3 separate regions of the Mus musculus genome follow, and regions 2 and 3 are each linked to region 1. A link is a loop called in an ENCODE intact Hi-C map of the cell type or tissue named here. Cell type or tissue: left cerebral cortex. All regions are shown on one strand.

Region 1 (8,000 bases):
ACTTTCATGAAATGTTCCTTCACATGTTTGCCCAAGCAAAACACCATTCCACCGACTTTTCAAAGAGTCCTTAGGTTTCTACTTCATTTGCTACCTGATATTTTTATTTATTTTTAAATAACTTTTGTGTATTTTAAAAATTTTATACCTCAAGAAATATTATTCTAACAATCTCCCTTCCTTCTGCCACTGCCGTCTTCCCATTTCTAGGAGTTTTAGCATTTAAGCATGCTCTTGTTTTTCCTATCTTCAACACAATTCTTTATGAACATGATTCCTCCTTTGCCACAGTTTGATCTCTCTGCTCCTGGCTGATGTCCTGTCTCTAGTTCCTTACCCTTTGATATAGTCCATTCAAGGTTTACGCCCATCATTCCTCCAGAAACTGCCCATCTAGACTGTTCACGCTGACGTCTCATGCTCAGCATCCATTCCCTGCATCTTCAGCATCGGTTAATGCTGCCTGCCGTCCCCACTTCTGGGTTTTCCCTTGCCTTCCAGGACCCCACATTCTTGCTTTCCTTCCTTCCCATCAGTTGTTATTTCTCAGTCTTCTTTTCTGTCTCTTTCTCTTCTCCCCCACCTTAGTTGGGGAGGAGCATGCTTCAGGCTCATTCCACGGGCACTTTCATACAAGTCCTGGCTTAAGATTCTACCTGCATGGCAATGATCCCCAACTTCCTAGCTTCCTCTTGCATTTCTCAAAGCTTTAGAATCATAAGTCCAATTGCCAGGCCAAGAATCCACATGGATATCTAACAGACACTCCAAGTTTGCCTCGAGTATACTGTAGCTTCTGGAGCAATGATAACCAGAAGCAATAGCATACTGAAGCTCATATCATTATTTATTTTCTGAAAGATTTATTTATTTACTTATTTTTTAGTTATGTGTGTGAGCATGTATGTATTTTTGTGCATACGCGGATGCAGGAGCCCAAGAGAACCAGAAAAGAGGACATCAGATCCTCTGGAACTGGCATTGTAGGCCGTTGTAACAGCCTCTATAGGAATTCTGGGAACATAATCTGGGTCTTTTGCAAGAGCAGTAAATGTTGCTGCTGAGCCACCTCCTATCACCCTTCCCTTCCCCTTCCTTCCTTCCTTCCTTCCTTCCTTCCTTCCTTCCTTCCTTCCTTCCTTCCTCCCTCCCTCCCTCCCTCCCTCCCTCCCTCCCTCCCTCCCTCCCTCCCTCCCTTCCTCCCTTCCTTCCTTCCTTCCCTTTCCATGTAGATTGTCATGTGGCCCAGGATGGATTCATACTTTCTTTGTAGCAGAGTCTGGCCTTAAATTCCTGATCCTTTTGTCTTCACCTCCCACATTCTAGAACTATAAATGTATATCACAACATTTGGCTTCCTATCTTGGTCTCTAAATAGCACTTTAAACTAATAGGAACTATAGCTCTGTGGACAATAGACCGATTGCAGGGCTGGGGTAGAGAGATATACAACGAGCTTTGGCACATATTGCACTAACAGAAAAATTATGTATAATTGAAATGTAGACGTGTCCAAAGAACTCTGAAGGCAACCCAAAGCCGTGGCCAGATTTGGGATAATTTGAGCAACAAAATAATACTAACAATGGCTTAGAAGCTATAATATAAAATGAGCACAATCATCCATGCCAATATAAATAATTGAATAGAAAAACGAGAAGGGAAAGCCCATTCAATAATCTAAGTAGAAGGCATGATAGAAATGGAAAGTCCCCATTTGGCAAATGCCACAGTAATAATTGTTCCCTGCAGGGTCATTTAGAGATGCCACAAGTAGAGGCAGCAACATGCTCTGGAACAGGATTCTATTGTAACCTCAGCATGTCTTCCCTCAAGTCACTCATTGATAACAAAGGGTGGAAGAGTTGTTTCACAGTGGTGAGACCAAGTGTTCAAAGTACATCACTGTTAATGAGATCTGTCACATGCCTCTGTTGAGATAGGCCAAGGGGAGCAGACAGCATTTCTTCTGTGGTATTCTTGCCCCAAATCCTTACCTCAAAGGAAGCTGTGCCAGGCACGGTAGCATACACCTTTAAATCCGAGTGCTTGGAAGCAGAAGCCTATGGATCTGTTTGAGATTCAGGAAAGCCAAGGTTACATAGCAAGATCCTGCATCTAAGCAAAGCAAAGCAAAACAAACCACAGGAAACTAAAAGCATGAATGTAGGTGTGAGCGCATCAGAGGACTGTAATTGAATGACATTTTACAAACAACTGTACCATTCTTCTTCTAAAGCATCAAGATTAGAGAAGATAAAAAAACAAAAGACTCTCCCAGGATCAGTGCATTATACCCACGATCGTTTCCTGGCTGTGAGCACTGTACTTCCGACGTATGAGGGGTTATTATCTGGGGATGAAGATTATACATGTATCAGTTACAATATTTGGGAAAATTTTCAGAAGTGTGAAATGAGCTGGGTTTGGTGGTGAGTGTCTTTAACCTGTGGGCACTGGGAGGCAGACGCAGGCCAATCTCGGTGAGTTCAAGGCCAGCCTGGTCAACTTGGCAAGTTGTAGGACAGTCAGGACTATAGAGAGACCCTGTTTCAAAAAGAAAATAAAGAAGTTTGAAATAGGTCCCGGATAAAAAAATTGAGAAAATTAAATATAAAAATATTGGGAGAGAGAAGTAGTATTGAGAGTGTGTGGTAGGGAGTGGGGGAGGGTGTGTGGTAGGGAGTGGGGGAGGGTGTGTGGGAGGGAGTGGGGGAGGGTGTGTGGTAGGGAGTGGGGGAGGGTGTGTGGAGGGAGTGGGGGAGGGTGTGTGGGAGGGAGTGGGGGAGAGTGTGGAGGGAGTGGGGGAGGGTGTGTGGGAGGGAGTGGGGGAGGGAATGGGGAGGGAATGGGAGAGGGAATGGGGGAGGGTGTGTGGAGGGAGTGGGGGATTGGATTTTTTCAAAACACAAAATATTCATGTACGAATGAAATTCTCAAACAATAATTAAAAATTATATAAGTATGTGTGTGTGTGTGTGTGTGTGTGTGTGTGTGTGTGTGTGTATGCACGTGTGTTCATTCATGGCTGCTTGTCATACCTGTGTGGAGGTCATAGGTTAAAATACATCTAGATGTATCTCAAGTCATACAATTTAAGGAGACCAAGGATTTTCTATTATCCTCAATTTGAATGTCTTTAATATTTGGTAGGAAGGTGATTAGCTTTATGAGATTTCTTAAATGTATACCTCTGAGCACTTAGTATAAAATAACTCACCAATTGTGTTGGGGGTATGGGGAAGATGATTCTTCATCTTTCCTTTTTCCTCCCATATTTGCTCTACCTGCAGTCTCCCCTCCCCCTCATTTCTGCTCATGGAAATTTCACTCTTCTTCCTGAACGGCTTTGAACTCACAGTATAGACCAAGCTTGCCTTGAACTCACAAGATCCACCTACCTTTGCCTCTGGATTGCTGGGACTAAGGATTTAGCACTAGCAAGGCAGAGGCAGTGAGAGTTATATCTCTGTGAGTATGATGCCAGCCTGGTCTACATAGCAAATTATAGGCCACCCAGGGCTACACAGCACTCTATCAAATGAAAGAGAAGAAAGACAGAAAGAAAACAATAATATTCTCTTTCTCTCTCTCTCTCTCTCTCTCTCTCTCTCTCTCTCTCTCTCTCTCTCTCTCTCTCTCCCTCTCTCTCTCTCTGTTTTTCATTCATTCTTTATTTAGATCTTACTATGTAGCCTTGGCTGGACTGAATAAGGAGGTAGAGACATTGCTGCGTTTCATTCCCCCGAGCATTTAGAATAGTCCTTAGTATACCGAGTACATGTAGTAAAGATTACATAACTCAATTCATGTGAATAACAGATCTGTCATTACTATCAGTGTTTACAGCAGTGGGTGTTCAACCTGCGGCCTTAGGCATGTGAGAGTCCTAACACTAAGCTGTGTTCCTCACAAAACCAAATTTATTCTGTATTGTCATGTCCTTCTAAGGACAGAGAAAACATCATGTCTCCTGCTGATACTTATAAACCATGAGAGTATTATACAATAAATGTGAGTTATTATTTTAAATCATTGGGAGAATATCTAACAATAAGAATTTTAATATGTTGAGGTTCAGGCCTTGAGAAGTGAAGGCAGGAGGATCAGAACTTCTTAGCTACTCCTTCCCTCCCTCCCTCCCTCCTTCCCTCCTTCCCTCCTTCCCTCCTTCCCTCCTTCCCTCCTTCCCTCCTTCCCTCCTTCCCTCCTTCCCTCCTTCCCTCCTTCCCTCCTTCCCTCCTTCCCTCCTTCCCTCCTTCCCTCCTTCCCTCCTTCCCTCCCTCCCTCCCTCCCTCCCTCCCTCCCTGTCTGTCTTTCTGTCTGTCTGTCTTTCTGTCTGACTGTCTTTTTTTGTGGAGCTAGCATCAGATTCTTGCTTATGACAAAAGCCGAGGATTCTGGGCCTAGGTAAGTTACCTGCTCTACGGCAAGGGAATGTGGTGTTCTCATTGCTCTAGCAAGGGTTCCAGGTTTCAGGAGTCTGAAAAGAGAAATTTACTTACACACTTAGAGCAACGCCATTTATGTGACCTGCTAGAGCAAGCGAATAGCTGGTGCCAGAAGTTCAATACTCTGACCTCTAGTGGCTACTTTATAAGATGCCCTTCAGCATTCCTCCACAGACTGGAGGTGATTTCATGTCCCTGTCTAGCAGCATTTAAGAGCTTCAGCTCCTCCCTCTTACCCTATATTTTGAGGCACTCATTCACTAGAGGCAGCCTTTCTTTTGATGTTGCTACAGCATTCCTCCTGTTTTCTCTTTGTTCACACTATCACTCTTTCTTGTTGGGTTCATCCACTCTTGGGGGGAAAAAATCTTCCTTAAAAATTACTGTTGTGCTGGGCGGTGGTGGTACACACCTTTAATCCCAGCACTTGGGAGGAAGAGGCAGGTGGATTTCTGAGTTCGAGGCCAGCCTGGTCTACAAAGTGAGTTCCAGGACAGTCAGGGCTATACAGAGAAACCCTGTCTTGAAAAAAACCAAAAAACCAAACAACAACAACAGCAACAACAAAAAATTACTGTCATATAGTTTTCAGCCAGGGGAGCCTTATTCTGTCAAGTAATTTCTTATACAGGATCAATCTTCACAGTCCCTGTATCCAACATCGATTCTTATGTGCACCCCTTGTTTTGAAATTAGAGCTGGGTTTTGGTCACAGGCTGTGGAAAGTCAATGTAAATCACAGCACATTTAATGCCCAATCCCTACAGTTCACATCTACGTTTGTCCCATTCGCCTAAGAAATAGACTTATCTGTCTTAAGACTGTCGCTATTATGTCCATGCAATCTCTGCACAAACAATTCATATGCACTTTTTAAAGAGCGAATTAAACTCACACACATTGTGTCTCATGAAAAGTTATTGATTGGTTTAAATTCAATAGTACAACCGATAATTGCTAAAGTTATAAACTAAATCTGTTTTTAATTTTTTGTAATTTCTGGATTTATTATTCCTTTGTCCATTGGTTTTATTATTGCTAACATTTTCCCATTCAGTTTTCACTATGGAGACAAAAGCAAGAAAACAAACAACAACAACAAACCTAGGGTCAGGAGATGCAGCTTAGTGGTACAGTGCTTGCTTAGCATGCAGAAGTCCCTGGGTCCCAATACACAGACTGCTAAACCACTCATCCTTCAACAAAAATCTTCATCCCTTTGAAAACATAAAGATTTTGTTCCATATTTTTCACATCATTCCTTTCTTTTTGCTTTTTAAATATAAAGTTATGCATTACTGACAAAGAAAGTATAAAGGTTTCTTCTTATGTATTCTTATGGAATTATTAAATGAAACCTGACTACCTCGGCTGAATTGTCTCTGCAGAAGCAGAAATATAAGCCTACTGCAGTGGGCCACAACCGTAATCCCAGCAGTAGGAGGTAGATGTGGGCACGAGTTTGGTGTTAATTGACTTCTGTTATTCGATAGAACAACTATTATTTTAGTTATTCTTCTCTATAGAAGAGAAGGAAATTAGTTGGGCATGGTGGAGCATGCTTTTAATCCTAGAGATCTGGAGGTAAAGGCAGGTCGATCTGTGAGTTCGAGGCCAGTTCATTCCATATAATGAGTGACTGTGCAATTAAGGTTTTATAGAGAGATGCTGTCTCAAAAGAGATAGAGATGATAGATAGATAGATAGATAGATAGATAGATAGATAGAGGAGGGAACTGATAAAATGTAATGAATGTAATGAAAATGATTTACTCCGGAGGTAATTATTCTGGTAAGTATTTAAAGTCTCCAGTCCCTTTTTGTGAATAATGAGTAGTAATAATAAATGGCAAGATGTTTATGTTAATCTCTTAACTGTGCAGGACAAGTTATAAGGTTATAACTTAGCAGAAGTTAGTTGATAAGCTAACATAATGAGGTAGGAGTGTATTTTCACCTTTGTTTGTAGAAGAATGTGGTAATAATTATAGATAAAAACAAACGCAAACTTGAAACAACGATCTGTTTTGACCTCTCCGGTCTACCGTCGCGGAGCATGCGCAAATCAGCCCGGCGGGACACAAGTGTCATGGCGCTCTCCATCTGAAGTCTGTGCAGTTTCCTGGCAGGGGCTTGTGGTTTTTTTCCTCTCAGTTCGGACAGGTGAAGTTCTGGATCTGTGTATACTGGGGCAAATGGATCAGTGCTCAGCGACCGTGGGCCGAGCTGCATTTTGGGCGGAGCTTCGTTTCCGCAGGTTTTCTCCTTTGGGCCGATCGCCCGCTTGTTCTCGCAGTTTGGAAAAGACTTGGCGGCTGGCGTGGAGAGTCGGACTCTGGAGCGCTGCCTGGAGAGAGGCCGGCGTGGCGGCAGACACTGCTGGCTGGCGACGTCAGGGACTTCCATTCTGCTCTAGCCTCATTTCCCCTCTCGCTTTACCCGTGAATGTACTTGTGCTACGCGATCAGGGCTTCAGGAGATGAGTGTTTTGCACTGAAGTTGGGCATAGGGGCAGAGGTCGCTTGTGTTTTTGCGCCCCCTTCCCCTCTTTTCTTTGCTCCCTTGCTTAGAAAACTTTCCTGTGTCATAAGGGATCACTTGTTTCTTACTTGGTGATTTTCATTGTGCTCAGGTGTTACAGTGCAGGGTAGCAGTTTAAAAAGTGGCTAGATGCATCCTTTTTTTTTTTTTTTTTTTTTTTTTAAGGAAGTTGTAAAGAGGTCATACACTGGTTTTATGAACTTATAGGGTACTCGCATTTTCTAATTAATTTTAATTTTTCAGATTCATCTTTCAAGAGGACTTGAGACCAATTTCAGAAAATCAAGGTATTGGTTTATTTTAGTTTCTAATATTTGAGTAATTAGTTCTGCATTAGAATATGAAGAAAGATGTCTTAAGTTTTTAGTAATTAGCCAGTATCATTTTGTGAAAACTAGATTTCCCTATAACTTCATCGGAGAGACATTTTTGTATCTCTTCCTTAGTTTTTCATTTTCATTAAGAAGCGAGACATGCTCTCTTTCCCATTTGTGGCACATCTGTTTTCTTGTTTGGCTGTTGCTTAGTCCCTGTTATATCCTACTTCTCTACCTGGCTGTTAAATATGACTTTCTTTCTTTTTTTAAAATATGTATTTATAATTTTATGTGCACTGGGATTTTGCCTGCATGTATGTCTTTGTGAGGTTATCAGATCCTGGAATTACAGACAGGTAAGAGCTGCCATGTGGTTGCTGGGAATTGAACCCTGGTCCTCTGGAAGAGCAATCAGTGCTCTTAACTCTGAGCCATTTCTGCAGCCCAAATATGGCATTCCTGAAGGCTTGTTTCTGTACCTCTTCTAGCTGGGTTGTCTTGTTTCTCTCTCCCTCTCTCTCTCTCTTTTTTTTAAAATTTATTTTTATTTTTTAAATTTGTTGAGATGTTGTCTTAATGTTTATCCCTTGTTAGCCTGGAACTCACTATATAGACCAAACTTGCAAGTGCTGGGATTGAGTGTGTGCACCACCATGCCAGGCCAGATTCTTGTTTCCTTTCTGTGCGATGT
Region 2 (8,000 bases), 400 kb before region 1:
CGGCACACGCAGACATGCACATTTTAAAAATAATAAAAGTAACTCTCTGTAAAATACTTGGTCCCAGGCTGGAGAGGTGGTACAGAGGTCAAGAGCACTGGCTACTCTTCCAGAGGTTCTGAGTTCAAATCCCAGCAACCACATGGAATACTGAGCATCTATCCTGAGATCTGGTGTCCTCTTCTGGCCTGCAGGGATATACACATAAACAGAACAGTTGTGTGTGTGTGTGTGTGTGTGTGTGTGTGTGTGTGTGTGTGTGTGTAATAAATCTTTATTTTAAAAAACAAACTTGGTTCCTCTAATTCTAATTGTGTGGGAACCAATGAGAAGAGCGTGTGGGAAACTGAGCCAAGTTGTAAATTACAAATAAAACGTGTCTGACTCTGGAAATCAGTCTGGCGGTTCCTCAGAAAATTGGACATAGTACTACCGGAGGATCCAGCAATACCTCTCCTGGGCATATATCCAGAAGATGCCCCAACTGGTAAGAAGGACACATGCTCCACTATGTTCATAGCAGCCTTATTTATAATAGCCAGAAGCTGGAAAGAACCCAGATGCCCCTCAACAGAGGAATGGATACAGAAAATGTGGTACATTTACACAATGGAATACTACTCAGCTATTAAAAAAAATGAATTTATGAAATTCCTAGGCAAATGGATGGATCTGGAGGGCATCATCCTGAGTGAGGTAACACATTCACAAAGGAACTCACACAATATGTACTCACTGATAAGTGGATATTAGCCCAGAAACTTAGGATACCCAAGATATAAGATACAACTTGCCAAACGCATGAAATTCAAGAAGAACGAAGACCAAAGTGTGGACACTCTACCCTTTCTTAGAAATGGGAACAAAACACCCATAGAAGGAGTTACAGAGACAAAAGTTGGAGCTGTGATGAAAGGATAGACCATCTAGTGATTGCCATATGCAGGGATCCATCCCATAATCAGCTTCCAAATGCTGACACCATTGCATACACTAGCAAGATTTTGCTGAAAGGACCCAGATATAGCTGTCTCTTGTGAGACTATGCCGGGACTAGCAAACACAGAAGTGGATGCTCACAGTCAGCTATTGGATGGACCACAGGGCCCCCAATGGAGGAGCTAGAGAAAGTACCCAAGGAACTAAAGGGATCTGCAACCCTATAGGTGGAACAACAATATGAACTAACCAGTACCTGGGAGCTCTTGTCTTTAGCTGCATATGTATCAAAAGATGGCCTAGTCGGCCATCACTGCAAAGAGAGGCCCATTGGACTTGCAAACTTTATATGCCCCAGTACAGGGGAACACCAGGGCCAAAAAGGGGCAGTGGGTGGGTAGGGGATTGGGGGGGTGGGTATGGGGGACCTTTGGGATAGCATTGAAAATGTAAACGAGGAAAATACCTAATAAAAAAATAAAAAAATAAATAAAACGTGTCTGAAATGGAATGTGTGAACTGAAGTCCCCAGAATAAAAGCTGCACCTGTACTCAGAAGCCACTCTGCTGACTAGGCTAGGTAGAGCATGCAGGCTGAGCAGGGTTGGGATGTTGCAGAGACAAAATTATCTTGGGCTCTCTCTGGCCTCTGTAACAGCCCCTGTTTGCCCACGGATGCACCTGACCTTACATCCTGTGACGAGCAGATGAAACCTTTGGAAAGCTGCTCACTCCCATGAGCCCCTGTGCTAAGAATGTCATTATACACCGTCTTGGAGCCCACAGCAGATTCCCAGTCGGTCATAAGCCGCCTGCCTGATGTTCCCGTCATGCATTCGGGAAGCGCCTTCATTTATGATTGTCGTCTATCACCGAGGCCTCCCACAGTAGAACGTGCTACCTGGCCAAACGGAAACCTGATTCCAGAATGCAGTCACTCCGTTTAGCTTCACACTGCCTCTTTTATTTGCTTTGAGGCGAGAGCTGTGCTTTGCCATCAACAGAAGCTGCTCTTCTCCTTGGGGAACTGGATTGTTGGGGCAGGCAGGGGTCAGGGTGGGGTTAGAAATCTTATCCCGAGGAAGGAACAAGATGAAGTGAAGGATAACATGGCAAGACCAGTCGCCTTCTACCACTCTACGCTAATGAGCACAGCTCAGCTCACAGATTCTACCTGGGTTCTAATGTTTTGTTGAGAAACGAAGGAGACAGGAAGAGGAAGGGAGAGAGCCAAGTTAAGCCACAGCTTGGCTGAGCCTGGTGACCCCAGGCAGGAACACACGGGTGTCTGTGCTGTCATAAGTAAGCCGGATGCTATTTATTGCGGACCTCTAACAGATCACCGTAAAGATTACATTTTCCTGGAATCAGTTTCTTTCTTGGTTCAGAAATGTACCCAAGCCACCAGGACCAGCACACTGAATTGTCAGCAAAGGAACTATGAAAAGCCTGCATTTCCCTCCAGAAACCAGTCACCCAAAATGAATTACCTAGAAAACATACCGCTTTCCACAAAGTTGCAGACCCAAATAAGTGAGCTAGCACTAACAACCACAGACTGGGGAGGGCCCTCCTGGAAGGAAGAGGCTCGGAGTGGGACACAAAGTAACAAATTATAAAAGGATAAAACACAAGCAACTTGTGGCCATCTTACCTCTCCCTCTTACAGGTCAGAACAACAGAATCTCATGATGTATTTAAACTATACAATCACTGCAGAAATCTTTGAATCAGTTCCTCAAACTATCTCATTTAACCCTCACATGAGTTACTGACTCACCTAACAGGAAGGGTACAGAGAGGCTGTTCAAGTTCTCCAAGGTCACACAGCAAACTCAAAGCATAAACCTTAACCTGTAGCTGGTGCCACCTCCAGTGCGTCTGGTATTTTAGGTCTACCCACCATCCTGTTTTTATTTGTAACTAACGAAGGAAGAGGCGACTGGGGGGGGGGTCATCATTTTTTCAGCATTTCACTAGCAGTTACAGTTCAAAAGGGGCAGCAGAGAGGTTAAAGAGTGTCCAAGCCATAAAGGAACGCTGGGCTGGCAATTCAACAAGAGCCATCGAAATTACTGCAAATGGCCACAAGAGGTCGCTACTTCACACCGCTTCAGAGAAATCGCATTCAAGCAATGATTGGTAGCTGGCCTGTGCTGAGATAGGTCATAAGCAGGAGAGGTACTCTGGGATTGCTTCCTCTCAAACCTACACTGCAAGGTGTAGATTTTAAGTTAGGCTGAGGGCCAGCCAAGGGGATGGCTCAGAAGGATAGAAGTGCTTTCCTTTAAAAAAGACTTGTTTTGGGAGCTGGAGAGGTGGCTCAGGGGTCAGGAGTGTTTGCTATTCTTGCCAAAGAGCTGGATTCTGTTCCAAGCACCTGCATGGCGGCTCAAAGCTATCTCTACCTCCAGTTTCAAACCTTCTTCTGGCTTCTTGGGCAAGGTGAACACACGTGGTGCACATGCAGGCAAACATTCATATACATAAAATAAAAATATAAAGATTTACATTCTGTGTGTGTGTGTGTGTGTGTGCACACGCGCGCGCATGCACATACCTTCAGACGCCTGTAAAGGGTTTCTGATCTTCTAAAGCTAGCATTACAGATGGTTGTGAATTACATTGCATGGTGTGAGTGCTAGAAACCAATCCTCTTGAAAGAGCAGCGAGAGTTCTTATCGGTCCAACCATCTCTCCACCCCAAACCCGCAATATACAGAATTCTCCTTACCCAAGTACTCAGAACTCACACAAAGGTAGAAGGAGAGAACCGAGTCTACAGAGTTGTACTCTGATCTCCATACATACTACATGGCACATGCAAGACACCACACACACACACACACACACACACACACACACACACACACTGAAGCTTAGAAGCTAGGAAACCATTAACCATTAACCATTAAGAATCTCTCACTCCTCTTTCCCAGGCCGCTTTGTGAAAGCAAAAGCCAGTGTAGTCCCAAGTGCAGGGGAAACTGAGGCAGGAGCATTCTCGTGCCCAGGAAAGTCAAGGCAGCTGGGGCAACAGGAGCCCCTGTTTCAAATCAAAACTAAGTTTGCCACACCACTGCCCTGGGTCCGCTCTCACACACACTTGGTACTTTGAAGCACTTCCTCCTCACTCCTTGTTGTTGTTCTCCGACAGTAGCTGCTTCGGACTCACAGGAAGCTGATTCAGCAAAGTCCCAAAGGCAGCATGTCTGGGTTTAACTGCTCTCTTCTGGGAATACTATTCGCGCTTTCTGCTGTAATTGAAGACCACACTGCCGCTGTGAGTGTATGTGTCACATGCACGTTAGCCTTTAGAGCCGGCTATGGCCTTTGCTTACCGGTATGGGTGAGGGGTTACCATTAGAACCCAATTTGCATCTGGGGACATAGCTCAGTAGTGGAGTTCCCGTGGCCTGCAGGAAGCCGTGGATTCCATCCCCAGCACCGCATACACTAGCACTATAATCCCAGCACGAAGGAAGTGGAGGCAGGAGGATCAAAAGCTTAAAATCATCCTTGTCCAGGTAAGAGATCGGCCAGGCAACGTTATGTGTGTGTGTCTTTGTCTTCGTAAAGAAAGAAAGGGGTAGGGGGAAGGCCCCCAGTTTGCAAATCACTGTTTCGAGTTCTTAGAAGTGAGGTGTTTTTTTTTTTTTTCATCCAATTTTTTTATTAGATATTTTCTTCATTTATATTTCAAATGCTATCCCGGAAGTCCCTTATACCCTCCCCCCGCCGTGCTTCCCTACCCACCCACTCCCACTTCTTGGCCCTGGCGTTACCCTGTACTGGGGCTTATAAAGTTTGCAAGACCAAGGGGCATCTCTTCCCAATGATGGCCGACTAGGCCATCTTCTGCTACATATGCAGCTAGAAACACGAGCGTACTGGTTAGTTCATATTGTTGTTCCACCTATAGGGTTTTTAAAGGACGGCATTATGTTATGCAGCCCCTCAGAGTTTCCCCTTCAGCTTTGTTGACCAGTGATAAAATATGACCATGAAAATTAATTGTACATACTTTGGACCGCTGGATTCTACTAGTGTCAAAATATGTTTATAGGTTGTCAGTTTAATTTTGTTTTGATCTTTGAGAGAAAGTCGCACTGCATAACCCCAGCTGGCCTTGAATATAAGCTGAAGGTTTGCAATAGGTTATTAGTATTCTCTGCTGAGGCTCTTTTCTCTAATGTTTTTATTGAAACGATGAATTACTAATCATTCTCTCAGCACCTGGTTGGTTTGGAGGTAGTGGATTAAAAGGCCTGCTTTGCCCTGAGGGTCCATTTTCCCTGTACAAATGCACCTGCCTGTTGAGAGAGCAAATAAACAGCCCATTTCTGCTTGGGGCAACTGGATGACTCCGGGAAGCTCCGTCCCCAAGTGGTGATGGCCAGTAAGCTATAGTTAAACAGCGAAGGCTTGTGATTGACTGACCCTGCCAAAAGTCAGCACATAGTAGGCCCACTGAAGCCAGGCAGTTCTTTCAGCAACCTCTGCTTCCACTCTCTATCATGCTCACTGGAGCAGAAATGGATGGGAGATCCCTCGGCATGAGATGTCCCTACAAGCTCGGGGTGTGTCAGACTTCTGTAAAAAGAAATGTGTCTCCAAAGGCACAGACAAAAATAAAAACTAAAATAATAAAATGAAAACCTAGAAGTACGGTAAAATGCTGGCTGGCCTTGAGGCAAACGGTGCTTTAACATCTGTATTTTCTATTTTTTTTTCTAGAATTAATTTTCAATAAATGAACCATTAATCAAGTGCTCAAACATCAGGGAATTATTTCTTGAACCCATGAAAATCTCATTTACACGCTTCACGTGCTGGCCGTGGCCCCATCGCGCCTGTGCTCACTTGTTACACACACAATAACACACAAAATGAATAAAGCTAACTTTAAAAATACTCAGGAAGTTATAGAGTAACATGCAGAAAGGCTTATAATGTGGCATATCTGCCGCAAGCTGACATCCAGATTCCACATGGAGAACTGTCAGAGTGATAACCGCAGAAAACAAAGCAGAGCCAGCGAGCTGAGGGCAGGCTGAGGGGGGAGGATTGTGTTTCCTCTGTAATTTTCCCCCCACAATGATCACGTTGGCAATAAATAAATAATCAATAAATGTATGTCTGGTAAGTGCTGCTTGGTATCTTCCTTAGTTTTAATTGTCAGCATGACACAATCTAGACTCCGCTGCGAGGGGTGTCTCCGTGTCTAGATCAGCTGTTTGGCCAGTGGATCTGCATTATCTTGATTACGCGAATTGGAGTCGGAAGACCCATGCACTGTGGGCGGCGACATTCCCTAGCCAAGGGATCCTTGGCTGTATAGGAGAGAGGTGGGAATGTGAGCTGATGACTAGCGTGTGGGCATTAATTTATTGCTCTCTGCTTCTGACTGTGGATATGGTATAACCAGCTCCTTCCAGCTCCTGTTGCTGTGACTTCCTGGCCATGTGTGAATATAACCTAGGCTGGTGAGAAACTCTGTCCCCAAAAACAAGATGTTGGTGCTGAAGGAAAGGCACCTGCACATACAGGTGTGTGTATACACACACACACACACACACACATACACACAGGTACCAAGTACATATTTAAATATTGGCAAGGAAAAGCTATTTCACACCACAAGGAAAGGAAAGGGTAGTGTCATATGAACTAGAATATACAGGCACATTAAGATTCTCTGTCTGTCTGTCTGTCTGACTGTCTCTCTCTCTCTCTCTCTCTCTCTCTCTCTCGCTCTCTCTCTCTCTCTCTCTCCCCTCTCTGTCTTCTTCTGAAACAGGCTCTCAATTTTATAGCCCAAACTGACCTCAAACTCAAAGCAATTCTGCTGACTCTTACTAGAAAATCTATTCCTTTACCTAAGCATCCTAACATTGGCCTCCGCCATACCTATCCTGTCATGCCAGGTCTACACTCGGTATGTGTACCAGAGAAATGCACAAGCGTAGCTTATTACCATGGAAACTGAGAAAAGCCTACAGGTCTATAGGGGCTGAAATTTGTTCTCTCCAAACTCATGCAGAAGTCCTACTCCCAATACATGAGAATGTGGCTCTGTTTGTAGATAAGGCTGTCAAAGTGTTACATTGAGATAATTAATGTGGGCTTTAATCAATATGGCCAGCGCTCCAAGAAGTTGGAATTGCAGGGAACTCTGAGAAAGAGGAGACAGAAAAATAAATGTAAGAGCCAGGGGGGAGAGAGAACACGGAAGAAAACAAAACCCTCTAAGTCGACGTGATTGAAACTCATATGAACCTATAGAGACTGAGACAGCACTCAAGGGTCTGCACCTAGATTGTCTGCGTATATATTATGACTTCCAGGTCAGGGTTTTTATGGGATTCCTGGGCATGTAAATAAACGCAATATTCTCTGATCCATGGGCCTTCTCTTGGGCTCTTTCCTTTCTGTAGGTTTGTCCTAACTTTGATGTGATAGTTTTTGTCATATATTATTATATTTTATTTTGCTATATTTTAGTATTATCTCTTAGAAGCCTGTTCTTTTCTAATAAGGGAGAGAAAGGGAGTGGGTCCAGACTGGGAGAGGAGGGTGTTGTGGAGGAACTGGGAGGAGTAGAGGGAAGGAAAATCCTGTAGTCAGGATATTATAGGATATGAGAAAATAATCTATTTTCTACAAAAGAAATAAAGCAAAAAATAAAGTTTGTAGAACCTAAGTAAAAAGAAGTCAGAATTTATCCTATATTATTTTTAAAATAAAAATAAAATAGTGGTTAGAGGAAAACAGAAGTGCAACTAGGGTGCACGAACACTGAGAGGGACGGTCTCTGAGGACACGGGAGGAAGAATGACCACCCTGTGTAAGAGGTCTCAGAAACTAAGCTAGTTAAACCCTCTGACTCTCCCATCTTAGAGGTTTATTGTGCAACAGTTTCATGTAGCCCAAGATGGCCTCAAACTCTCTCTGTAGCTCAGGATGACCCTGAATTTTTGATCCTTCTGCTTCTGCCTCCAGAGGGCTGGGACTACAGACATGTGCCATCATGTCAGGCTTGTGTGATACTGGGGATCAAA
Region 3 (8,000 bases), 130 kb before region 1:
TTCCCTCACCTTCCTCCTCAGTCGTAAATACTTCTCATTGTGCGTATACAAGTGTGTGTGTACGTGAGAGTGCACACGCTTGTGCATATGCACGTGCCTGTGGAGGCCAGAGAGGTCAACCTCAGATGTCTCCCTCAGTAGCTCTCTACCTGAGTTTTCAGAATAGGATAGCTCAGTGAGTCTCGAATTTCCCAACTGGCTTCACTGGCTGACCATCAAGCCCCAATGAGTTTTCAGGTCTCATTCTCCCAGTTCTGGGATTAGTGATACACGCGGTCATGCCTAGCTTTTTAAATGTGAGTATTGGGGATCAAATATAGGTCCCCTCACTTATGTAAGTAACTGATCCATTTCTCCAGCCCCACAATGCTCATTTTAAAGATCCGTGAGTATTTACTTTAATATAGAAACCAGTTCGACGATTTCATTTTCCTTGACATTTTCTGATTTCCATATATACATATATATGCATACATTTTTCTCCTCTTTTAAAACATATCGGGTTAGGTTTGCGTTGTAGTGTTTGCTGTTTGCTTAAGAATTTCCTGGCGTATGAGGCTGTAAAGAGCTGAGTGCAGGCAGCTTTCACTGGAAGTCCCACGTCACCATAAAAGCCTGTACTACTTTGGATTACTGCATGGCGGATTAAAAACCCGCGGATCAGTTCTAGGTTAGCCCTGATTAACTCCCCTGGGTGTTTCTGGGCCAGAGAGGGTGCTTGTTAGACTCAAACCTATACTTGTAGTCAGAGTTCACTGAACAAAGAGTTAATTTTTACTTAAATCGAAATCGGGCTAATCATGAAGCTGCCAGGAATGATCTGGAATATGAACTAAAGTGTGCCTGCAGTCGCGTCAGCTGAACCTTCTACCCCCACGGTTCTGTCTGCCCACATGCTTCTGTCTATCAGCCTTGGCCTCCGGATCCGCTCTCACGTCATTGGTTGGATTTCAGGAAGGAAGAAACCCAGGATTTAAAGGGCTCAGTTTTCCACCTGCCAGGCCGGGTCCAACTTGCCTTTGACACATATTTAGGGGAATTTCTACCAGTTCTTCATTTACTACACTGCTTGGTTACAGGAAACAAAGTCCCTGAGGGTGTCACCTTGACAATTTCCAAAACCGAAACTTGCGCTCAAGACTAGATCCACACTGAGTCTGCGAGGCAGAGTCCCTGCCCAGGTCATCAGAGCCAGCCCCGCGGGTAGGAGCGAGGGAGGGGCCTGGAATGGGCGTGGCTTTCCGTGGGAGAGTAGGACTTTGCCCCACCTCCTAAGAAGCCTGCTCTGCTTCCAGCCAGTCAGGTTGCTCTATGCAAATAGAGCCCGGGTCACCCCGGTAACCATGGTGTATGGCAGCCAATGGAAAACAGCCAGTGGCGACCTCGCTCCAGGATTGGTACCGAAGTAAGGCGACAGGGATCCAATGGACTGTGGGAACAGTCCTCGGCGGGTTGAGGGGCGGAGATATGCAAATATGGTTTGAAAAGCCGGCGGGAAATCTGAGTTTCGCGGGAGGACCTTGGCGCGTAAACCGTATCCCTTCATTCATTGTCAGCAGCAGCTTCCTGGAGCCATTTTTCAGCTGCCGGCCGCAGCACCCGGGCTGCCGCCACCGCCTCGCAATCCGTTGCATCGGCTGCCCCCGACGCCTCCATCCCTCCTCGGGGCCTGATATCCGTGCGGCCGGGACCCTCCTCTCTCCAGACCCCCGATTATTTTTGGCCCCCGGGGCCTGTGCGGTGCGGAAAAATAAAAAGAAAAGAGAGAGAGAGGGTTCGGAAGCGCCGGGAGGGGAGGCGAGAAGGAGAGACTTGGAAACTCCGGCTGCAAATAATAAAAGAAATTGAAAGCAATACGTTAATATATCGTAACACTAAAAAAGAGCAGGAGCGAGAGATGAGAAAGGGGATCCAGCCCGCCCTGGAGCAGTACCTGGTGACCGCCGGGGGTGGGGAGGGGGCGGCTGTCGTCGCCGCCGCCGCTGCAGCCTCCATGGACAAAAGGGCACTGCTAGCCAGCCCCGGCTTCGCCGCCGCCGCCGCCCCGGGCACGTACATCCAGATCCTCACTACGAACCCTTCCACCACGTCCTGTGCCACCTCCCTCCAAAGTGGCGCCCTGACCGCCGGCCCCCTTCTCCCCAGTGTCCCCGGCACGGAGCCGGCCGCCAGCAGCCTCTACACCACGCCACAAGGACCCTCCAGCAGAGTCGGGCTGCTGCAGCAGCCACCAGCACCAGGACGCGGCGGCGGCGGTGGCCCACCGGTAATACCCTCCTCAGCGTCCCTAGCCCAGGTGGGAGGCGGGCTCCCGGGAGCGGTGGCGGCGGGAGCGCGAGGCTGAGCATCGTGGGCCTCGTTGCTGTCCCTTCCAGCGTGTGCTTATTGTTAGACTCGGGGTGCTTTCCTGCGGACGTTGGGAGGACGTGGGGGCCTGGGCAGGCACGCGGGGCAGTGGGGAGTCCCTCTTTGAGAACCACATCCAACACTCCAAAACTTTTCGCGCCCCCCCCCCCTCCACTTCTTTTCCTGCACTTTTCCCTACCCCCACTCTCCCCTCCCTTGCAACTCGAAGCTTCCTCTTTCTCGGGCGTAGGAAGGGGTCACGCCCCGGATGGAGAAGGGGGTGGGGGAGGGAGTAGTGCACTGGAGAGTGGGGGACCCCAGAGGATGTAAACTGGGGGACCCGAGGCGTGCAAGCCTCCTCTCCTGTCTCTGCTGCCCCTGGGCGACTGGGGGTCCCGCAGGCGTGCTCCGAGCGCAGGGGCGCCAGTGCCTGGCACCTTTGGGGACCTAGCTCCAGGCAACAAAGGGGATCTGGGAGGTGGACGGGTATCGCGGTGGGGGAGGTGGAGCTGAGAGCCCCGGTGGGCCAGGGCTCGCGCTGTCTGCGACAAGGGGCCGGCGGGCGGGTGCTCCGGCCTGGGCGCATCTCCGCGGTGGCAGCGGCGGCGCCCGCGTGGCCGGAGCGCTGGGGCCTTGCTCTCCGGGCCCCGGGCCTGCCCTTGACCCGCCTCTCCCCTTGCCCCTTCCTTCCCCGCCCTGTCCCCCTCCCCGCCCCCCCGGCGACGGAGGGCGGGGGCAGCCGGGTTCCCGTCCCGCCGCCAGGATCTGTCCCTTCTCTCCGGGACCCGCCGGTGACGTTTCGCACACGTGCGCGGAGGACGCGCCTGTGACTGGGGAGGAGGCGGCGGCGGGAGGGGGCGCTGGAGGGGGAGAGGGGGCACCCACTTCCTCCTGCTCGCCGGCTCCCAGGCCTGGGACGGTCCCGGCGCCCTCGCACCCGGCACCGCCACCCTCCCTCTCCCGTCCCCACCCCCCCACGGCGCCCGCCCTCGCCCGGCGCCGCCGCTCCACTCGGCCTCGGGCCCCCTCTCCAGCCGGCCCCCCACCTCCCCCGGAGCCAGGCTGCTTTCGGAAATGCCCTTACAGCAGCAGGTTAGTGACCTGGACCGCGCGGGGGCCCGAGCCACCGCCGCGGGGACCCGGGATCCCCGGGGGGCCCGAGCCGGAGGGTAGGCGACGGAGCGGGGTTTTGGAGTGGGAACGGGGGGTTGGGTGCTTGAGGGAAATGAGTAAGCAAGAAAAATCTAACTAAGTAAATCCCCGGCCTCCGCTTCTAGGAGCCCCGGGGCGGGAGTGGCCGCCCCCGGGGTGGGTATAGTGTTTACGTGTGTTTCTTTTGGGGGGTGGATGGATGGGCAATTGAAACCCTGATGAGGGCTTCACGCCCGTGGCCGAGTTGAGCTGCTTTCTGTCTTGCTTCCCTTGTGCTGGAGGGGGAGGGGGCGGGTCAGAGGGTAGGGTGTCTGTGGGGTTCCCAGGCCACCCGCCACCCCCTCCCTTTGTCCCTGTAATTTATAAAGCGCCTTTGAGAGATGATTTAGGTCAGTATGCGGCTTTCCTTTTTGTTGCTACTAGAAAGAAGTGTGGCCCCGAGGTCTCCCTCTCTTCCTTTCTCTCCTGCATTCCTTCCTCCATGCCTTCTGTCTTCACCCTCGTGTTGTGCCTTGGCCCAGACCAGACTAGAACCCACCCGGACTCGGATACCTATGGTTGCATGATAATACCAGTCGAAGATCTCACCTAGTCTTAGGTCTAGGTGTGTTTGTTTCTGCACGATCAGTATTTTGCTGGGGTCTCTTAAGAAAGTCCGTACACATATATAGGACTTTGGGAAATGGGGTGGGTAGCGAAAGAATTAATTTTCTTAAATTTCTTTTCTGTTTATAATTTTCCCCTGGGTTGGATCTTGAGTGCTTTCCAGCCTAGAGATACTTACTAGGGATGTGTGATAGAGACAGTCCCAGTCAAAGAGGCTCATCCTTTTAGTGACTAGGGTCTGCCAGCAGGGGGGAAGCCGAGTACAGTACCTGCTTACACTGTGTACAGTATCCAGTGTGCTAGATTCTCAGGCACAGGATATATTCCATGCTTTCATTAGTGGTAAATACTTTTACGGACTTGATTAAACATGCTTGACCGTGCAGTGCAGCAAGCCCACTCCCCCTACACACTCGGTTCCTATATCATAAATAAGCTGGAACAACTGGCTATTGACACACTTCTTGGATCAGATTCAGATTTGCAGGGAAAGTTATTTTTGATAATAGGAAATTGTGAGGCTAGTAAATTGCTCTTTAAGAAATATCTTAGATTATTCATTGGACCAGCTCACCCAAGACTGTCTAACCAAATTTATATGTAGTTTACTGTAGTTAAGTACTTGAAGTATAAAATTATTGCCCTCACCACCTTCCATGTTATTTCTAAACTTTTATTGTCCTTCTAGCCATGAAGTTATTATTCCAGGAATATAGATTGAATTTGTATACTCAAAAATAATGTTTCATTATAGGAATATAAATGCCTCTTACACATATTCCGAAGTAGTTTTATGTAAGATTGTAATGTATGCTGAATCACTGGTTAATCTATGCTTCCAGAGCTGTATCTTGTGGGAGGGGTATGAAGTTTATCTCCCAGGTGCATACAAAGTCCTAAGCGTTGCAGGCAATGCTTGATTTGTTTATTATGTTTTTCTTGTCAGTGTTTCCGAAGGCTTCCAGTTAAGTCTTGGAATTTATTTGATTTTGTTTTTGAGGCAGGGTCTTTTATAGCCTTGAACCCCTGGTCTTCTTGCCTCAAGTGCCCAAGTTCTGAGATTTAAAACATGCATAGCCCTGTGTTTTAGAATTCTGTTGATATTTTCCCCTAAGCATGAAGATTGAGAAGGCATATGGAATGAACTAAGATAAGACTAAACATTCTATGTTCAAGAAGAGGTGGGGAATTCTTCAGGTGACAACAATTCTAGACCTATCTGTGTCTGCTTTTCAAGTTACATCTCTAGAGCATCTAAGAACTTGACAGTGAGTGGCTTGCCTTCTTGCTAACTGTAAGCCTCCTGGCTTGTTTACAAGTTGTCTGCTATTAGGCCAATAACTTTATCTGCCCAAATGGTTCCGTCTGTAAGGCAGGGCAATAATACTGAGACTTTCTTTTTTTAAGTCATGGTAATGAGTGTACAGTACTTAGCTCAAGGCCTGGCAAATAGTTAGCTGCCCCATAAAATTCGTATTTATGAATCAAGTATTTCTGTAACTCAGAAATGACTTAGATGCTGTTCCTCTGTTTACTGATGTGAGCAGAATGCTCATATGTTTTCTAAAGTGATATGTAATTTCATTCTTCCAGAAAATTGAGACTCTATCAGTGCAAGAGGCAGCCTATCATGTCAGATTTAATTTAATCCAGTCAGAGCAACCTGCTGATTATACTTTTTGAGAGAACCTTCGGTGCCTGGGAATTTCCTCTGAGATTGGAGGACTGGGGATGCAGTTTCAGCAGGGACTCTTTCCCACAACAACTTTGAGAGAAGAAAACGTGGGGCTCCTGTGGTTCTGTGTGCAGTAAGCCCGCTTCCACTGAGACATACGGTTGATGCCAAGTTGAGGCTGGAACAGAAGTTTTAGTCACTACATACCCCAAAATGGAACTTTTAATAAAATACAATGCCCAGACTTGGGCGGTACAAATAGCTCCCCTGTAGACAGTACTGAGTGGGCCACCCTAAGCATCCTTGGGAAAAAAGCACCTTTAACTTAGTCAAAGCACCCAAACCTGAGCACAGAAAAGGATGCGTGTGTGTATGTGTGTGTGTGTGTGTGTGTGTGTGTGTGTGTGTGCGCGCGCGCGTGTATTTTTCTAAATATCACCACCTTATATAATACTTGCAAGGACAGAGTCTGAGTTTAGCAGTGTGCTGTGTAAAGTTAACTTGGGAAAGGAATATACTCTGGGATTAGAAATAAGTATCAGCGCCTGGGAAGTGAAAGGAGAGCAAGAGAGGGACAAAAAGGGAGGGAGGATGGTAGGAGGTGTCTTAGAAATAAGCAGTAGTTTCTCCTTAGCTTTTCTGATTCGATCATCTCCAGTGAGAACACACACACAAACACACACACACACACACACACACACACACACATATATTTAATCCCTTTCCAATTGGCTTTTTTTCCCAACTTAACCCTGACTTATAAATAGTCTATATGACTGGCTGTAAGCATTGTCCCAAGCTAATCAACTCCCAAGTCTTTTCACTCATCTACTTTTAAATAATATTTTAATCAGGGTGGGGTAGAAATTGTTTACTTGGTTTACTGAGTCCCTCGAAGTCCACGAAGCTACCTGAAATAGCGCAAGGAGGAGAGATTCCAGTTCTTCCCATCCCCACCTGCCATGCTTAGAGGACCATCCCTAAGTTCTCTGGGGTACAAAGTATGTGGTCTGATGCACACGTTCATGGCTGTGAGCAGCTTTAAGTAGTGTTTCAGGAATTGTGTTTACAGTTGCTAAGGAGTTCCCATCCAATAATATTTGATGGGACTGAGGAGACCCGATAAAGGGGACAATATTATATATAGAAAACCACAGATGTAGGGCCTTTCACCTCCCCATCCTGTCTCCTTTCCAAGAATGACTAGGAAAATAATCTCACACAGAGAAGAGGTTCTGGTACTAACTACAGAAGGTAGGTACCAGAAAGCAACCTTGCTGGGATGAGACCAGCAAAGTGGGGGTGGGGTTAATACAGCCGGATTATTTATCTGGCTTTCCCATGGAGGGGGCGTTTGATTTATTTTCGTCACATACTTTTGCTTTAAACATTGCCTTTAAGCATTTAAGTTGCAAGAATATGTTTCTCTACCCTGCTTGCCTTAGTGGGAGTCAATCTTGTGGCCACAGTTACCTGTAACTTTGAAGATGTGGTAAAGCCAGGATGGAATCCAAAGGCCCCTGTGAACTTGGCGACCCTAAGTACCAGGTCTCGGTTGGTGCTTTGTCCTGGTAAAGCAGGAGTTGTGTCAGCTTGAAGATAGCAGATAGTATGCAGAAGATAGAATTAATGACCCAATTGTTTGCGGCCGTTTGTAATGTAAAGGCATGGCAACATCCCTCTAACTTGACGGACAGTATTTCAGGTTAGCGTATTCAATATTTGATCAATCAGATGGTCTTGGGAGTTAAACGCTTTTCCTATCCAACCACTTCTTTTACAGGTAAGACAATGACAGGCCCACTGCAATTAAATTACTCAGCTAAGGTCACAAGTCAACAGGGGGCCCCTCCGAGCCAAAACTGAAATTGGAGATTTTTGCCCTCTTAAAACCTCTTTTTGTGAGGAGAGGGTTAACTGTCTTACATGCCCTACATGGGAGGCTTAGGTGTGCAGACTACTAAACTCAAGTTTCTTTCAGATGCGGTTACACTGCCCCAGAGACACTGAGAAATCAAGGCTACTTTAGACACTCAGTGGAAAGGACTTGTAAGTGGAAAGGAACGACAGGTTCCCTAAATAGTGGTAGCAGTGTTTTTCAAAGTTTGATATTTGAAATTTCAGTTATTTGTTCTTTGGATGTGACATTTCGGGTGCCCTGACAGAGACAGTTTTACTTAATCAACAACAGCCTCAAAGGACTTTTTTAACTTTCTTGAAA

What was found. Hi-C counts contacts between places; a loop is a spot of excess contacts. Peaks named below come from ENCODE experiments on the same cell type or tissue, not always from the same donor. Only the 100,000 strongest peaks of a DNase experiment are listed, where the experiment ranks them.
Region 2: a loop joins it to region 1, with 7 times the contacts of the local background. A loop is called at or near these places in 24 of 42 quality-filtered maps.
Region 3: it touches region 1 in a loop (7-fold over the local background); 23 of 42 quality-filtered maps call a loop at or near these places.

Annotation. Positions count from the first base shown.
Region 1 is chr13:29,854,177-29,862,176 of GRCm38, reverse strand. Cdkal1 (CDK5 regulatory subunit associated protein 1-like 1) reads left to right here and starts at 6,504. Exons shown (of 16, transcript NM_144536.3): 1 at 6,504-6,614; 2 at 7,236-7,279. In left cerebral cortex, a CTCF peak has its summit at 4,587 (motif pointing left); DNase peaks (open chromatin) are centred at 4,575, 6,580 and 6,741; H3K4me3 peaks cover 1,048 bases; H3K27ac peaks cover 548 bases.
Region 2 is chr13:30,255,154-30,263,153 of GRCm38, reverse strand. No RefSeq gene overlaps it. Among named protein-coding and RNA genes, the nearest start is that of Gm40863, 24 kb to the right of the region's middle. In left cerebral cortex, a CTCF peak has its summit at 3,026 (motif pointing right); DNase peaks (open chromatin) are centred at 3,050, 3,609 and 4,125.
Region 3 is chr13:29,979,566-29,987,565 of GRCm38, reverse strand. It overlaps E2f3 (E2F transcription factor 3), which reads left to right and starts at 1,503. Exons shown (of 7, transcript NM_010093.3): 1 at 1,503-2,266. The coding sequence starts at 1,898. In left cerebral cortex, CTCF peaks have their summits at 1,506, 3,195 and 4,345; DNase peaks (open chromatin) are centred at 3,126, 3,665, 4,026, 4,289 and 4 more places; H3K4me3 peaks cover 4,319 bases; H3K27ac peaks cover 3,466 bases.